Regions from separate parts of the Homo sapiens genome. Here region 2 is linked to region 1. Evidence: read pairs that join two places in POLR2A ChIA-PET (ENCODE). Cell type or tissue: Panc1. All regions are shown on one strand.

Evidence for each region. ChIA-PET counts read pairs that join two places held together with the same protein. Peaks named below come from ENCODE experiments on the same cell type or tissue, not always from the same donor. Only the 100,000 strongest peaks of a DNase experiment are listed, where the experiment ranks them.
Region 2: POLR2A ChIA-PET joins it to region 1 with 6 read pairs; 2 of 35 experiments call an interaction of 5 or more read pairs at or near these places.

What each region holds. Positions count from the first base shown.
Region 1 is chr3:178,061,770-178,064,269 of GRCh38, reverse strand. The region is part of intron 2 of LOC105374234 (a long non-coding RNA gene); the gene reads right to left. Among named protein-coding and RNA genes, the nearest start is that of LINC02015, 250 kb to the right of the region's middle. In Panc1, no CTCF peak of the experiment used is centred here; no DNase peak of the experiment used is centred here.
Region 2 is chr3:177,588,855-177,591,354 of GRCh38, reverse strand. The region is part of intron 2 of LINC00578 (long intergenic non-protein coding RNA 578); the gene reads right to left. Among named protein-coding and RNA genes, the nearest start is that of LINC00578, 150 kb to the right of the region's middle. RefSeq lists silencers at 1,208-1,408, 2,208-2,408. In Panc1, no CTCF peak of the experiment used is centred here; a DNase peak (open chromatin) is centred at 1,174; H3K27ac peaks cover 2,047 bases.

The sequences.
Region 1 (2,500 bases):
CTTCCTTATTCTAATCTAAGTTGCTTATGCTTTATCAGCTTATTTTTTCTGAATCCAGTCAGAGAGAAATTGTCACCATCTTCAGAATATCCTTCCTCCTATAGGAAATTATGTTTTAAAACAGAAATGACTTAATTATTACTTTTTAACTGATATTTTATGAGGTGAATCTCTGATTCATCTGCTCAACTGATAGCACTTCATAGCCTTTAGTTTCCTTGGTCCTAGAAGAAGAAAACAGATGAATCAAAAGCCTAGGTAACTACTTTTAGCTTTTCCTCTTTTAATGAAAGGTGTTGAGTCACCTTTTCTTTGCCAATATTTCTGCATTCTTACTAGGACTTTGGTGGTGGGCAATATTTTGGTACTAATTGTATTGATGGGACATTTTTTATTTTGGAGAACATTCACTGTTAAGCAAGTATATGCCTTAACTTTTTGATTTCCTTCCAAAACACTTTTTTTCCTAAGGTTTTATGAGTCAATTGCCATTTCAAAAGGGAAATGACCAGGCCTAGAGCCATCCTTAAAAGTAAGACTGCATTCTTATTAAGTGGGATATGGTTGCACTGTCAGTTCCTGGGGTGTGTGAAACTCAGGGGCCAGCTGGCTGAGGAGCTCATCTTGACTGTCTGTATTTAACGAGTTACATCATGCTTCCTTCTTGGGAGGAAGCTGGCACAGCTATTCTCAAGAAGGCAAACATTAATCTCCTATCACCCATTTGGGTCCTAATAAAATTCACTTAACTGATCCTTGAAGCCATGTGCCATTCTCTAAAACACAATCAACTTTTCCCATTAGAGGGAAACTGATTTGGGTGCTTTTATTACGGAAAAAAAGCACAAGCCATTTATGTGCAAAAGCTTTTTTCTGTTTGTCTGTTATTTGCCTTCTACTTTTCTTTTTTAAAAACAACACAACCGTAATAAAAAATATTCTGCCCTGTTTTCTTACATTTATTGATGATGGTTGGTTATAATACAGTGCAGGAATGGCCTGAGGTGCAGCATCATAATGGGCAGACAGCATCACAATAACAAGCTGTGATCGGGGCCAAGATGGCCAACTAGAAGCAGTGGTGGTCAGAGGCTCCCACTGAAAAGAACTAAAACAGCTTGCGAATCCTGCACCAGCAACTAAGGTATCCAGGTTCTGTCATCAGGACTGACTAGGCAGCTGGTGAGACCCACTAAGAGAAAGGAAGAGCAGTGTGGTGTGGCGGCCCACCTGAGAGCCACAAGGGGCAGGGGATCCCCCATCCCCCAGCTAAGGGAGGTGTTAAGCAAGCATGCTACCCATCCTAGGTAACCGTGCTTTTTCCATGGAACTGTGCAACCCATGAATTGGAAGTCATCATCCTCAGCAAACTAATGCAGGAACAGAAAACCAAACATCCTATGTTCTCACTCATAAGTGGGAATTGAACATTGAGAATACATGGACACAGGGAGGGGAACAACACAAACGGAGGCCTGTCAGGGGGTGGGGGTACGAGGGGAGTAGAGCATCAGGACAAACAACTAATGCATGCGGGGCTTAAAACCTAGATGATGGGTAGAGAGGAGCAGCAAACCGGTATGACACACATATACCTATGTAACAAACCTGCATGTTCTGCACATGTATCCCAGGACTTAAAGTAAAATAATAAAAAATAACATAAAATAAAAATTAAAAATTAAAGTTGTGACCTAGCATGAAATAATTGTTGTGATTTCAAGTGGCTGTTTTTTAAGGCAGGAGATAGTTTATTGTTTTCCTTAGGCTATGAGCTAAAAATGGAACTGGGGGCTGATTTATAAAGATATAGAAGTCTAGCCTAGGAAATGCATCTTTTAATATCTATAACCAAAGAATAGCATTTTCTCTATGTCATCAGCATGACCTTAATTTAGCATGGCCATTCAGTGGTTGCCTCTAATTCCCACAATCTGGATGCAAGAAATAACAAAGTGTGTTTGGTTTTCAGCATCAGCAGGATGCTGATTAGGATCTATCTTGAAAACTAAGTGAAACAATAAATGAGTGTGGAAGTGCTTTGTAAACTGTCAAGTGTTATCCATATAAAAATTGCTTTTGTGATAAGCCAAACAAAATAAATACTAAATATATAAGGGAGCAAAATTCTACGTTTTCTCTAATGGAAAATAAGTCTTTGAAAACACAGACTTCTGCCATTATGTTCATTTGTGTAATTTTCCTCTCCTGAAAACCATGTCTTCTAATCCCTCTCCAACTTAATGTTGTTCAATGTACAAATGATGTTCGTTGAATGACTGCTTGAATTAATTCTGGCAAATATGAAGGATGATGCACTGAACAACCATCATCAGCACAATTTGTGCTCTGTGGTACTTCTCCACCCTATTGTGATGAATTGGAACAGAATCATCAGAGTACTCTCACCTGGGAACCATGTGACAAATAATTCAACAGCATAGACACCTGGCCAGGGCTCAAGTTATTTTGTACAAATTGACCAACTGAGTTGGCCTTT
Region 2 (2,500 bases), 470 kb after region 1:
CCAGGTGCCTATATATTGGAGGAGCAAAGAGAGGAGGGAGCTGGCCCACCACCCTGGGCCATCCCAAGGAAAGACTTAAAATATTAAAGTACCTAACTAGATTGACTTAGGACTGAACCGGTCATTGTGCCAGTGTGAATTCAGTTGCCCCCAGCAACCTCACTCCCATCCCTTTTATTCCCCTGCCCTTCCTTCTTTCCCTGGGGTTTTGCCACATCCTGAGCACTTTTAGATTCCTGTATGTGGATAATGTCCCAGGATGTGTGTATGTGGGGAATAATAGTGTTTATTTGGAACAAACAGATGGATGAAGCTGAGAGCATCAGAAGTGTCCAAGGGCAAACCACACCAACAGGAATTAGCACAGAAAGTCGTCTTGAAAAAACAACAGACTTAGAATCAGGAAACCAGGCCCTTCAGACCTCTCTCTTCCACTTAGCAGTTCTGTAGCCCAGGGCAAGTCAAGAAACTTTTCTCCATGTGTATTACCTCTACTCCAAAGGAGTAGGTTGGATTGTTTAATCCTGTGGCTCTCTTTCCAGGCTAATATTCTTTTTTTTTTTTTTTTTTTTTTTTTTTTGAGACAGAGTTTCACTCTCATTGCCCAGGCTGGAGTGCAATGGCACGATTTCAGCTCACCGCAACCTCCACCTCCCGGGTTCAAGTGATTCTCCTGCCTCAGCCTTCCAAGTAGCTGGGATTACAGGAGCCTGCCACCACGCCCAGCTAATTTTTGTATTTTTAGTAGAGACGAGGTTTCGCCACGTTGGCCAGGCTGGTCTAGAACTCCTGACCTCAGGTGATCCGCCCTCCTCGGACTCCCAAAGTGCTGGGATTACACGCGTGAGCCACCATGCCCGGCCTCTAATATTTTATGTTTTAAGGCAAATTCCATTTAAATATGGAGTAATAATAACAATTGAAAAGATCCAAGAGCCATGCAAATTTAAGTAAAAGACCAGAAAACTTGAACTAAGAGCTCAGGAGGTCCTTTGCCAAAATAGAGATAAGTACCAGGGAATAATGCAGGCAGCCAGGCTTGATCTCATCATCTGCCCTTAAGCATAGCAGCCTCAATCTTGGCCTCTCTACCTTCCCACCCACTCCCAGGACAACATCTGACCTCGACTACAAGGGAGACTTGGAATTTGCAACCTTATTACCTAGTAATGTGGCTAACCATTTCCAGAAATATAAATATCAAACACTTCATGACAGGTCAGAGTTGAGTCATTCAGGGAAAAAAGCACACAATAGCTGGTATGGGTAGGACCACAGGAAACTTTGATTGAGAAACCTGAAACCTTTTGTCTCTTTCATTCTCTGGGCCACTCATGGATTCAGAACAGAATTGTTCAAGCCTAGCCTTGAAGTAGAGAGGGGGGCGGGTAGCTAATTCTCCGCAGCTGCACTCAATTAAAGTGAGTCCGAGTAGCCTGGCAAAGAAGACTCAAACCCCCAAAGAAATTGCCCAATAAAAAGCCCTGGCCCTGAAAGCATTGATTTGAAGAGTTAGAGGGAAGCTCAGAATGATTTAGGACAGTCTTATTTCATAGATGAGAAAGAGCTATGGGTACCCAGAAATATACATTTTACCCCATCTCACTAAGCCTTAAAATATAAACTATCATTTATACTAAATCTGGAATCTTTTTTAATCTATAGCTTTGGTGCATAATTGGTGCTGTCTTTGTCACATATAGAGAAAGAAGAACTCCTGAATCATAGCAGCTAGTATTTCTATCACATTTTTCTCATTATAAAATATTCCCTTATAGAAACTACTTTTGAGCCTCACCAAAAACAAACAAACTCTATGAGGTAGGTAGTATAATTCTTCTTTAGGGATAAGAAAATTGTGGCCAACATTACACAAGCAGGACATTACAGAGCCAGGGTTTGAATGGAAGCCCAAATCTCAGATTATTTCTACTGCTCCACAGACCCTACCACAAAGTGAATAGCTCAGTTAACAAAGTAAAGACCACAAGAGTGTGTTAAACACGATTTACCGAGGTTAACACACAGCCAGTGCATACTGTCTGGCCAAATCACTTGTTTTCTGTCAGCATCCATTCTGATGAGGAAGAACTGGTTGCTAAATATCCTGAATATCAACCCCACTATTACCAGTCATCATGGTAGACTCATGCAAGGTAAATGAATAGGTAAGCAAGGCAAGTGAATACCCACTCACTGGGTCTTATCTCACCCCACCCAGCTGCAGATATCTAAAATTCCAGGCATCTGAACATCCGCTACCTGTTAAAGTGTTCTTTAATCACCTGCTAGGTATTGACACTTTATGATGAAGGAAGGATCTGAAAGCTGAGCTTTTGACAGGAAGGACAGAAAACACAAGGTTCCCAGGAACCGGAGGTGGGGACAAGAGGGAAAATTGACAAAGCAAGAAGAGACAGGGAAGACTTAGAGTAAAAAAGTGGAGCTCCCAGACAGGATACTAATGTTCACCGAATTCTTTTTTGGATGTCATTGTCAG